Linked DNA regions of Homo sapiens: region 2 is linked to region 1. Evidence: chromatin contacts called from ENCODE Hi-C or POLR2A ChIA-PET data. All regions are on one chromosome and are shown on one strand. Each heading gives the region's core, a stretch centred on a gene start or an enhancer-like site at or near the end of the contact. The rest is flanking DNA. Distances are from core to core; before and after follow the strand shown.

What was found. A loop is a pair of places that touch in the nucleus more often than their neighbours do. ChIA-PET counts read pairs that join two places held with the same protein, here RNA polymerase II (POLR2A).
Region 2: a map with no recorded cell type shows a loop between it and region 1 (4-fold over the local background). The contact joins two enhancer-like sites. A Hi-C loop is called at or near these places in 2 of 168 maps with a recorded cell type or tissue (heart left ventricle and natural killer cell) and 1 of 37 single-sample maps with no recorded cell type. POLR2A ChIA-PET finds 5 or more read pairs at or near these places in 10 of 52 experiments (CD4-positive, alpha-beta T cell, Caco-2, HEK293 and 7 more).

Annotation. Positions count from the first base shown.
Region 1 is chr22:40,090,471-40,097,093 of GRCh38, reverse strand. It overlaps a transcript of TNRC6B not described here. Among named protein-coding and RNA genes, the nearest start is that of TNRC6B-DT, 49 kb to the right of the region's middle. Within about 2 kb of position 2,485, at least 3 of the 41 ENCODE cell types and tissues checked have a DNase peak (open chromatin) inside an H3K27ac peak, as active enhancers do; they include natural killer cell, where a contact is called at or near this core.
Region 2 is chr22:40,125,185-40,131,807 of GRCh38, reverse strand. It overlaps a transcript of TNRC6B not described here. Among named protein-coding and RNA genes, the nearest start is that of TNRC6B, 49 kb to the left of the region's middle. Within about 2 kb of position 2,652, at least 2 of the 41 ENCODE cell types and tissues checked have a DNase peak (open chromatin) inside an H3K27ac peak, as active enhancers do; they include natural killer cell, where a contact is called at or near this core.

The DNA.
Region 1 (6,623 bases), core at 1,236-3,735:
AGCTATGCCACCTGACACCTCACCCATCACCAGGGTGAACTCCCCTGATGGGGCAGGTAAGGATGGGGTCTCTGTTCTCCCTCCTCCACTGTATCTTTCCTGAAGCCTGGTGCCATATGGTCCTTAATGGTCAACTCTGATAACCTTTTGTGTCATTTGCAAAGCTTTTGTCATAATGGAGCACACTGCTACTACATTCCAACTTGTTCTTTTCAGAACAATGTTGACAAAGCTGTTCAAATAAATTAATAAATTTCTTCTCTGCTTTCATGGAGAAGTAAATTCACATGCCAATGTGTAGGTGGATCAATAAAACCTCCCCTTCTAAAAGCCAAAATCTAACATTATGCTTTCTGGCTAATAAATATTAACTTTTTTTTATAGACATTCGTTGGCATATATCTGGCATAGTATGTAACACATGACTATAAAAATTACAGTTGTTTAGGCACAAGAGAAGACTGGGGGAAGTTTTCTTAGAAGTGATGAGAGGTGGAGCCAGTTTTGTGATCTCCTTGGCTGGGGCATAATGGATGATGCACACTGAGTAGCTGGACAACATCTTGATGAAGTCCTACCATTCATCTCACAAGCCCAGACTCATGTTGCTGTCAAGGTAAAGAGATTATCACACCACCTGTATGCTAGTGCAAGTTTGATCCAGGGCTCAGTTAATAAAAACATCCTATCTCTGCAGGAAATGTAGATGCTTCTAAAAGAGGTAACGCTATGTGGGAATAACAGATTGTCTCCTCTGATTATCCATAACAACCATGGTTTCTTAGTATTCACTGGGTATTACCTGTGCTTTACTCTAAGCTGTTCCTTATGGCCAATGATTGTCCTCACAGACTTCCTAAGAATTGGCCATTGGAAGAGTTCCCTGTGGCTAAAGATTTGGAATCTGAAGTCTCATAAAGTTTTGGCCATGATCCTGGCATTGAGTGGTTGACCATTTACCATAAGAAGCACCAATGTGTTCAATACAACAGATCGTGCTTTCTGAAGCTGGTCTCATAGTCATGTTTATATGTTTCTAAGACAATCAACTCAGTAAGACACAAGGATTTGGGGCTGCGGATAGGAGGGGTACAGAGGAGCTACACTGCTTAGAAGGCCTAGGCTAAAGTCACCAGCTTAGTTACCTGGTGATGACATGGATGAGCCACTTTATCAATAACATCCGCCTTGAGCATGAGGGTTACAGGTTGTGGTACTTGTAAATTTTGTTGATATCCATCTCCCCTATCAAATGGGGTACCTTATTCATTTCTGTATTAACAGTGCCTGGCACAGAGTAGGTATTCAGTGAATGTTGGCTATATTAATGAAGCACAGGTATAAGGAAATACACATCATATAATAAAGGGGCAAGTGAGCAAAACTGATAATTGCCTACTAGATGGCATGAGGTGGTAAACTCAGTTACTTAAAGGATAATGTTAGGCTGTGGGCTCAGTCACAATGTAGGTCAGTTAAATTTATGGGTGCTTCATGGTCACAAATCATGGTTACATCGTAATCATGGCAATTGTGGTAATATCATTATTTGTTTTGCAAATGCCTGGAATCCAGATTTGGCTAGGGGTAAACTTAGGTTCAATTAGAAAGCTACATTTCCCAACTTTTCTTAAGAAGAGAGGTGGCTACATGTCACAGCTCTGGTCAATCATTAGATGAGGCACACCTTTTATACCTCACTTGGGAGGGTGCGTGGTCTGAAACGGAAGCAGAGAAATGGCCTTGCCACCATCAAGGATGGATCAAAGGAATTTGAGATATTAACAACACTGGGAGTGACTACTTATTTCCCAATTTTCTGGTGTGTAGGAAAAAATAAATCTTTATTTGGTTAAAGCAAAGTTGGATATTCCATTACACAGAGCCTAATTTATTTCTAATTGATAAAATCACAGAGGTAGCAAAAAGAGTTATGAGGCTGCTGTAATAATCTATGTATCCTAATAACTGAATGAGTAGTCAACTTCTTTGTGGTAATATAATTGTAAAGATTTCTGGAGTGTACGGCCTCATGAAACGACAACACTCTAGCTAGCAGCTTCAATAATGATTTGAGATGATCTAACCAAATCAAAATGTTTGGAAAGAGTGTTGATGCTTACATGCTCTCCGAGACATACTGCAGTATCATCAGCAATAAGACCAACTAAAACAGAGCAACATCCAGCCTCATACGAAATTAGCAAAAATCTCCTCTCAACTACATGCAAGTGGTAATCAAAACCAAGTGGAAAAGAAAAACTGAAAACATTTCAAAAAGCACCTGCAGAAGAATGCTACTATTCCAGCTGCATATTAAACTTCTGTTTATCAAACATGTTCAACATTCAACATCTGGCCTTTCCACAAGCTAGTGCTTACCAATGAAATGCTAAAGAACACTTTTCGTTTAAGTAACAGCCACTGGGAAATCTTAAGCCAACTCAAGGGCAGTTTGGTTGTAGTTCATATTTACTTCTGAAGAAATGAAAGTGAAACAGCTGTTTTAACCTTCAATAATTTATACACAAAACTCTCCAGCCATGGGTACTACACATTTAAATTCTGGGCTTCACAACACTTTCATCAACTTCTTCTTCAAACTGTTTTTGTTTTTTTAAATATTTCATATACAGTATTTTCTCCTGTACTTGAGTATCTGCTATCAAAATACTATATTTCATCAATTTTGAGATTCATGGTTTTTTTCTTTACAAGTTAACATTTGTGAAATCTGGACAGATTTTACAATTAATGACATCTTACAATTAATTGGCAGCATTCTTTCTTTCTTAATGGAGCATAAAATACAATATGTCTTAGGAATGATGGCATCTTAAATTCCATAAAATATGGTAACAGCAATCCCTAACATTTACTAGATGCGTACTGTGTAGGACTCATAGTGCTTTACATATAATTCATCTGCTTATCAAAGCATTCCATGAAGTAAGTACTACTGTCATCCTGTTTTTAAAATTTTTTTTATTTTTAATTATTATGAGTACATAATAGTTGTATACATTTACGTGGTACATGTGATGTTTTGATACAGGTATACAACATGTAATGATCAAATCAGGGTAACTGGGGTATTACCTCAAGCATTTATAATTTCTTTGTTAGAAAAGTGCCAATTCTACTCTTCCAGTTATTTTGAAATATACAATAGATTATTGTTATCTATAGGCATCCTATTGTGCTACCAAATACTAGATCATATTCATTTTATCTAACTGTATTTTTGTACCCATCAACCATTCCCACTTGTCATCCTATTTTGTAGAGAAGGAAACGGAGAAGTTAAACAACACAGTTCACTAGCAGTACAGCTCAAACTATCTGACTCCAAAGTTTAAGCTCTTAACAACTGTCCTAACTGAAAGCTCAAAAATACTCTTCTACTTTTCTCCATTCATAATAAAAATGGTTTTTATTTCAAAATGCTTTTGTTTTGCCCTCATTCTTGACAGATGGTTACTTTTCTTCCAGCACTTTGACGATGAATTGTCTTGTGGCTTCCACTGTCACTGAAAAGTCAGCTATCAGTCTGCAGTCTGCTTTTTCTCTCAGGACTGTACTAGGATCTTGAATTTGCCAATGTATCCAGGTGATATTTCTCTTTCTTTACCCTGCTTGAGCTTCCTGATTCAGACGATTTAGTTATTTCATCAATTTTGGAAAATGTCTTCAAATACTGCCTCTCCCCCAGTGCTTCTATTCTCCTAGAACTTTGATCAGATGTTATATGAAACCTTCTAATTCTATCTTCCATGCATCTTAACCTTTCTTTAACATTTTCTCTGTCTCTATGGGTTTTATGTGGACAATTTCTTTAGCTTTATCTTCTAGTTCAGTAAGTCCTGCTTCACTTGTGTCTAATTTGCTTTAAGATTAGACTTGTCTACTAAATGCCAAATTCAATGATGTTGTTTGCTTCTGAAATGGTTATTTTTTCATTCTTATTTTCTTAATTGATAAAAATTGTATTTATCATGCACAGCATGTTTTCAAGTAGGTATAAACTGTGGATGGCTAAACTGATGAAATGGTTCTTTTTCAAATATATCTGATTATTATTATTTTAGCTAGTCAAATACCTCTATAGTGGCATACACCAGTTGCAAAACCCATCCTTGACACACAGGACTTTTGGCCTGATTATTCCTGATAGTCTCAGTTGCCATCTTACACCTTAAAGTTAATTGGCAGCATTCTTTCATTTACAATTTACAATATCTAATTACATTTACATTACACTTACAGTATCTGTTTTTAGCCAGGCATGGCGGTCTGCACCTCTAATCCCAGATACTCTGGAAGCTAAGGCGAGAGGGTCATTTGAAGACCAGAGGCCGGCATTTGAGACCAGCCCAGGACACAGAGCAAGACCTTGCCCCTAAAAAAGTACTAAAAAATTAGCCAGGCATGGTGGTGCATACCTATAGTTCTGGCCACTTGGGAGGCTGAAGTGGGAGGATCACTTGAGCCCAGGAGTTTGAGGCGGCAGTGAACTATGATTTCACCACTGTACTTCAGTCTGGGTAACATAGCAACAACCCATCTCTAATTAATTAATCACCAAAACCATAAAAAAACACAATTTCCTTAAAATATTAAATATACTTATTCTATGTTCAGTTTCCAATAATTACAATATTATAGACTTTTCAAATCTGTTTTTTTTTTTTTGAGACAGAGTCTTGCTCTGTTGCCCAGGCTGGAGTGCAGTGGTAGATCTCAGCTCACTGTAACCTCTGCCTCCCAGGTTCAAATGATTCTCCCACCTCAGCCTCCCAAGCAGCTGGGATTACAGGCACATACCACCATGACCAGCTAATTTTTGTATTTTTAGTAGAGATGGGGTTTCTCCATGTTGGCTAGGCTGGTCTCGAACCCCTGACCTCAAGTGATCCAGCTGCCTCGGCCTCCCAAAGTGTTGGGATTACAGGCGTGAGCCAACACGCCTGGCCTCAAATCTGATCATTTTTGTTGGTTCTGCTGACTCATTCACTGTAGCTCAGTGTTTTGAGTGTTTTGTGACTCTTCATTTTCGACTTCTGAATAATTTTATTTGTGAGACATATTTGAGTCCTAAGTAAGGTGTATTTTTCTCCTGAGAAGATTTATGTTTCTCTGGCAGGTTCCTGGAGGCACTACTAACCCAAGAACAATTTAAATTTTACACTGCACAGATAGTATGAATTCAAGTCTCACACCCATACACGGGCCAGTTTGTGGTTATAAATTCTCAAGGAAAGTTTTTTTTTAAGTTTCATTATAAAAAATGCTAGACACAGAAGTAGACAATAATATAATGAACGTTCAAGTTCCCATCGTCAGCTTAAATAGTTAACTCCCGGCCAACACTCTTTCACCTGTATCCCTTATTGGTATCCCTGCCTTCACATTAGTTTTAATGCAAGGACATTTCATTGATAAATACACTGGTAAATACCTATCTCTAATATATTTTTAAAAACCGTTAAAAATTTATAATACCATCATTACACTTTAAAAACATTAGTAACAGTCCCAATACCATCAAGTAATCAGCCAGTATTCAAACTTCCAACTGTCTCGTAAATGTCACACAAGACTTTGCTTTGCTGTGCTTTTTTTTTTTCTTTGCAATTTATTTGTTGAAGACCCCAGAGCTTCACATAATCTGGATTTTTCCAACTGTACCCGATGGTGGTACTAATATGCTGCTCTGTCCTCTGTAATTCTTATAAATTACTATATAGCTCTAGAAGCCAGATCTGTTTGTATAGGAAAGGGATGGTATATGGTTAATGTAGTGTTAGCAAGTGGTATCCAATAGCTTTTTTAAAAAATATCATCATGCTTTGGGAGGCTGAGGCGGGCGGATCACGAGGTCAGGAGATCGAGACCATCCTGGCTAACACGGTGAAACCCTGTCTCTACTAAAATAAAAAAAAAAATTATGCGGGTGTGGTGGCGGGCGCCTGTAGTCCCAGCTATTCAGGAGGCTGAGGCAGGAGAATGGCGTGAACCCGGGAGGCGAAGCTTGCAGTGAGCCAAGATCGTGCTACTGCACTCCAGCCTGGGCGAGAGAGTGAGACTCCGTCTCAAAAAAATAAAAAAAACTTTATTGGTATTCAGATTGTCTCATCATTGGATGAAGAGAGTCTTCTCTTGTATGTTCTTTGGTTCTTTTGATGTGATCCTGATCACAGTCTTTTATGACTTCCTTGTTACGTGGTGTAGCCGGTTCCTGTATCAGTGATTTCTCCAAATAACCCTGCTTCCTGTTAGTGAGAATTGGTATTCCAAGACCACAATTTGGGGACTAGGGTTACACATTGCTACTGGTCACTGTTTATAGGATTTTTCAATTGAATGGGTTAGGAGGTGTTTTTTGTCTAAGATAAAATATATCAATAATTCATACCACAACTTGTAATTCAAAATTAAGTTAATCGAGAGAATGAGAAGATAAGTCAAAGACTGGGAGAAAATACAAAGATACATCTGATAAAGGACTGTTATCCAAAATATACAAAGAATTCTTAAAACTCAGCAATAAAAAATAAACAACCTGATTAAAAATGGTAAAAGACCTGAGCAGACACCTCACTGAAGAAGATATACAGATGGCA
Region 2 (6,623 bases), core at 1,403-3,902, 35 kb before region 1:
ACAACAATAGCAGAACTCTCTTTGAGAAATTTGTTAGGTCATACAAAATTGCAATCTGGTGACCATTCAGGGAAAAAAAGCTCGTTCTAAACTGATGTGAAATTTAACATTCTTTCTTCCTGCCTCCACTTTAAGTGGTTGGAGCTCCAATAATTAAAACAAAGAATAAATAATAGTTTAAGGAGTCAATTCTGTGTATCAACACCCAACACAGTTCCTAGCACACAGTAGGTGCTCAATAAATATGTGCTGAATTAATCAGGAGAGAGGAGGGGAGGAAAGGAGGCAAAAATAAGGAATTATGCTTGTGCATAATTCAGGAATGATCTATAATCTGTTTACAGCAGTCTTTTAGAAACCATCACCTGCTTTATATCTTTCTGGCAGAGAAAAAAAAAAAAATCCCTAAACTCAAGAGGTCAAAGTCTACAATTCCCAACTCCCGAAGAATATATAATCCTAATCCATCTCTGAACTTCAATAAACATCTCTCTCCAAGAAAATGTTACGGAAGATGCTGCACAGTTTCAGAGAGCACTCTTCAAGAGGAACAGCAAAATTCACTTCCTCCAATAAGACTTCTATACCGCGCTGGGCACAGTGGCTCAGCCTGTAATCCCAGCACTTTGGGAGGCTGAGGCGGGCGGATCACGAGGTCAGGAGATCGAGACCTTCCTGGCTAACACGCTGAAACCCCGTCTCTACTAAAAAATACAAAAAATTATCTGGGCAAAAAATTATCCGGGCGTGGCGGCAGGCGCCTGTCAAGTCCCAGCTACTCGGGAGGCTGAGGCAGGAGAATGGCGTGAACCCGGGAGGCGGAGCTTGCAGTGACCCGAGATCGCACCACTGCACTCCAGCCTGGGCAACAGAGCGAGACTCTGTCTCAAAAAAAAAGACTTCTATACCAACCCTGCCCATCCATAAGGGCTCCTGATCTATACTTGCACAACTTACCTGGATATTTTGTAAACCATATTGACCGTTTATTCATTTGTTAACTATTTTTTTTTTTTTTTTTTTTTTTTAGACGGAGTCTCCCTGTCGCCCAGGCTGGAGTGCAGCGGCGCAATCTTGGCTCACTGCAAGCTCCACCTCCCGGGTTCACGCCATTTTCCTGCCTCAGCCTCCCGCGGGGGACTACAGGCATCCGCCACCTCGCCCGGCTAATTTTTTTTTTTTGCATTTTTAGTAGAGACGGAGTTTCACCGTGTTAGCCAGGATAGTCTGGATCTCCTGACCTCGTGATCCGCCCGCCTCGGCCTCCCAAAGTGCTGGGATTACAGGCGTGAGCCACCGCGCCCGGCCAATTCATTTGTTAACTATTCTTAGCACCTTCGCTACAACTGCAATTCCAAGCCTTTCCTCTTAATAGGAAATCAAAACTTGTCATTTCAAGTCTTCAACTGTGTACTCTACACTCTACCAACTACAATGACTTCTCTTTCGAAGGCAATACAAAGAAAAGCTGAACCCACTTCCTTTCTTTCTTTCCTCCTCCAAAACTCCCTCCGCCATTAAACAAGAGTCAGAAGAGCAGGATTTGGGCCTGAGCTCAGGCATTACTGCAGTACGAGGCCCGTTAAGCCTGGGAATCTGAGAAACCTTTTTCTAACTGCACTCTGCCTTCCTCAACCCATTTCTTCCCTCTTTTCTCAAACATGCATAGTCCTCTTCCATTTAAAAAAAATCTTTCACTTGAACTTAATCCTCCTCCTCATTGTTCTCTCTTCCATTTATTTCCAAATGTCCTAAAATTGGGTGGTGGACTATAGTCATAACTCATTTTTAAAAATCATTTAATTTCTCTTTAACCCATAAAATTTGGTTTCTGCACCTCCTACTCCAATTAAATGGCACCCTTGAACACCAGTAAGTTCTTTTTAGAAACTATCATAGAAAATTTAAAACATGTACAAAGTAAATACAAATAAACTCCTATGTACCCATCACAACACTTCAATAGTTGCCAACATTCTGCCATTCCTGCTTCATCTATACTTCCATGTATTCTCCACTCCATTTGATTGTCAGTTTCACCACATAAAACATACCTACACTGTAACCATTTTTATTGTAATTATAAACAATTGCACCCCTATCAGACACAGAACATCTCCATCACCCCCTAGAAAGTTTTCTCATATCCTTTCTCTTTAATTAGTTCTTAAACAAATCCAGGTGTCTTTTCTCACTTGTCAACCTCCTTGATTCTTGGCAGCATCTGAAGTTACTGAGTGAGCCTTTCTCTTGAAATTCCCCTTTTGATTTCTATGATGCAAAAGGATCTCAATCCATCCTCGAGTCACATCAGTTTTGGCGCCAAAATACACCTCAAGTCTGTCTTTCCTCCACTTCCAGTAACACCCATGAATGTAGTCCTACCCGAACAGCTGCACGTGCCTTCTCACCAGGCTCCCTGCTTCCACTCTTACCTCTTTCCAATCCACTGTCCAGACAGCAGACAGAGCCACCTCTTAAAATGCAAATCCTACACATCACATCACTCCTCGAGTGAACAGCCTTCAATGGCTGCCCTAGGCATGGAGAATAGGTCCACGTTGCACACTGTGGCCTCTGAGGTCTTGCAAGGTCTCTGTCTCTCTCTCTAACCTCCTGTCACACTTGGCCCACAGGTTTCTGAGAGTTCTTAGAAGAGGCCAAGGGCTTTTGCAGCTGTTTCCTGTGTCTAGAACACTGTTGCTTCAGCTCTCCACACAGCTGGCTCCCTTGCCCATTAGCTTCAGCTGAAATGTCCCCGTCTCAGAGAGACCTTCCTTGACTAGCTACGCTCTTCCTCCCAGCTGCCCTGCATGACATGGCTTTATTTTTTTCATAGTACTTACCATCATTTATAATTATTATCTTTATTTATATTTATTCATGTCTCCCACTAAAATGAAACCGCCTTGAGAGTAGGAACCATGTATTTTTGGTTCACTGTTGTATCCCATGATAACACGTGCTTAATAATTATTTATTGAAGGCCAGGCGCAGTGGCTTACACCTATAATTCCAGCACTTTGGGAGACTGCGGCAGGAGAATCACTTGAGCCCAGAAGTTCGAGACCAGCCTGGGCAACACAGCAAGACTCTGTCTCTACCAAAAAAAAAAAGAGAGCCAGGTGTGGTGGCACACACCTGTGGTCCCAGCTACTTGGGAGGCTGAGGTGGGAGAATTGCTTGAGGCTGGGTGGTTGAGGCTGCAGTGAGCTGTGAGCTGTGAGCTGTGAGCCGTGAGCCGTGAGCCGTGAGCCGTGAGCCGTGATCATACCACCACACTCCAGACTTGGTGACAGAGAAAGATCCAGTCTCAAAAAAAATATATTGAACAAAAATAAATTCAGCTGAAAATCACTTTTTGGTAAAAAATTCTCTACTTTTCCTCAAAACCTACTACCTTTCCTAATGGCCTTCTGTTAACAGACATCCACAAACTATGTAACCACAGCAAAATGACAAATTCCAGCCATACATTAAATCATTCCAAATATAAGATTTTATTGATTGATTGATTTACACCCTCGGAGGAGGAGAATGGACTGACCCCTGCGAGATGAGATCAGCCTCCAAATATAAGATTTTAAACAAAAGCAAACATCAGGAGGAAAAACATAAGAGCCTGAGTTAAACTAAGGCTGATGAAGTTGAAGTTATAATCTAATTTATAACAGAAGCATCCACTTAGTGCAAGTATAAAAAGAATGTTCTCTTATTCTTGAGTCTAATTCATTCTGAACTGATAAACTATTCAGTAATTGAAAAATCAAGAAAGCTAGTCATTTATTTTTCCAAAAAGAAGTTGAAAACTGAGTTTATGGCACAGTAATATATTCTATACCAGTCTAATTACATGTTCACCAAGCAATCTCCCAATTATACCTTCTCTTTCCAGGGAGAAAATGTACTAGCCAGAAATCCAATCTTCCTTTTTTTTGAGGCAGGGTCTGGCTTTGCTGCCCAGGCTGGAGTGCAGTGGCATGATCACAGCTCACTGCAGCGTCAACAGCCCTGGGTACAAATGATCCTCCTACCTCAGCCTCCTGAGTAGCTGGGACTGCAGGCATGCACCACCATGCCCAACTAATTTTTGTATTTTTTGGAGACAGGGTTTTGTCATGTTGCCTAGGCTGGTCTCGAAGTCTTGAGCTCAAGCAATCTGCCCACCTCGGACTCCCAAAGTGCTGGGATTGCAGGCATGAGCCCCAATCTTCCTTAACATTATATTTCACTATCAATTAGTAAATTAGGATCTTGAGGAAGGGTGTATATGTACCTCAGAAATTCTGGGGTGTGTGTATCTTGGGTGTCCTGGGTATGTGTGCCTCTGTGTGTGTGTGTGTGAGGGAGATTCCTAGATCGTGTGTGTACCTCACAGGCTCTGACTAACCCTACATCAGATTCAGGGTCTAAATGAGTCTGATGAAAACCTATATGCTTCTGCTTTAGCTACGGAAAGAAGAAAGAAATCTGGTGATATGGGAAAGGAAAACTAAGAGGACAGGATGACATCTGTCCCTCCACCCAAGCCACGGACTAGATCATAGCCCCGCAGAGGGGGCATTCAGAAAGAAATGGAAAGAGTTGTTTTCAGAGCTCCCAGGAAGAGCTACAGACAATTCTGAATGGACAGAGAGGGAAGTAAAAGTAATACTAAGGGTCTCATGTAACTATGTTAAGAAGCAGCCAAGGAAAATCAGCACATGGAGCCAGATATAGACAAAAATATAGATAAATATTTATATATAGGATTTATATATAGGATTAATATATATTTATTTTTATTTTATTTATTATATATATTTACATACAAGATTTGATGATGATAACACTCCTTAGGCTCTAGATTGAAAAAACAAAGCAAACAAATTACCATTTAAAAATTTATAATATGTAGCCATAAAAAAGAATTAAATCATCCAGGCATGGTGGCTCATGCCTGTAATCCCAGTACTTTGGAAGACCTAGGTGGGTGGAGTGCTTGAGATCAGAAGTGTGAGACCAGCCTGGACAACAAAGTGAGACCCCGTCTCTACAAAAAATACAAAAATTAGCCAGGTTTGGTGGTGTGCACCTGTAGTCCCAGCTACTCAGGAGGCTGAGGTGGGAGGATGGTTTGAGCCTGGGTGGCAGAGGCTGCAATGAGTCAAGATCGTATGACTGCACTCCAGCCTGGGCAATAGAGCCAGGCCCAGTCTAAAAAAAAAAAAAAAAAAAAAAAAAAAAATTAAATAACGTCCTTTGTAGCAACAGGGATACAGCTGAAGGCCATTATCCTAAATGAATTAACACAGAAACAGAAAACCAAATGCTGCATGTTCTCACTTATAAGTGGGAGCTAAACACTGGGTACATGTGGACATAAAGATGGAAACGGTGGACACTGGGGACTCCAAAAGGGAGAGGGAGGGAAGGGAACAAGGGTTCAAAGACAAGCTCTTGGGTACTATGCTCACTACCTGAGTGATGGAATCACTTGTACCCCAAGCCTCAGCATCACACAACATACTCATGCAACAAACCTGCACGTGTACCTCTAAATCTAAAATAAAATAAAATAAAATTTGTAATAGAAAAACACCTAAAAATTATCAGTGACTGCCTCTGTGCAGCAGGAACAGGGGACCAGCTTTGACTCCTGACTTTATATACTTCTGATTTTTTATAAGCCTATAGTAACTTTCGTAACAAACTTTAAAAGACATAGTATTAGTGTTCTAAAAATAAATTATAAAGTTCTCTGTAGTTCAGTAAAATTGTTTTAAATTAGCATATAGGATTAAAAAGTATACTGAAAAGAAAAAATATTTCTCAATCTTATGTTAGGTTCTAATTTAACTCAATCGAATTTTTACAGTCATGTAAAATGAAATACCCATTCTACTCATCCACAGCCTCTACTGTTCAATTTCTACCCAAACTGTACCTTTCAGTAATTTACTGACCTTGGAACTGCTTTCTTCCGATACTTCTCCCTCATTGGTTTGCATGGGAACAGATTTTGTGCAAAACTCTGCAGAAACACAAAAATACTGCCTAAAAGAAGAGAGAAGAAAAAAGTATGTAAGGAATTCAGGGCAAAAAAATTTTTTTTTCAAAGGTTTAGACTGAAATTCTCTCAATAAGGCCACAGATACTGTGAAGTAACTTTGAGTAACTTTGTGTGTGTGTGTGTGTCTATGCACATGCATCTTAAAGGTAAGAAAGGGAGGGAGAGAAGCAGGGAGGGAATGTTTCCCATCTTGGGGGAGAAGGGTAGATAGGAAAGGTTTCCAGCATTGGGATATTAATAGCTCTAGATTTCTTTCCCTATTTTATTTGGCTTTTGGCAGAGGTGGTGGTGAAATTCTTACAGCAGACACTGACCTGCAAGAAAGTATGGCAGTGAGCAAAGCGGCGCACCTGTTGTTCCGCCCCTGCAGGTCACAGTGCCTGGGTATTAGGCTAAGGCTATTGGAATTGGCAGGGTTTCCCGGGCTTATAATTTATGAATAACGTTCCTGCTTTCTTTATAACTGAAATTAAAGTACACTATAATGGCTGGCCCCACTTTTCATTTTTAGGAAATGTGCTTAATAAACTAAATGTCAGTTCATTTATTTTTATATGAGACTATTTATAGG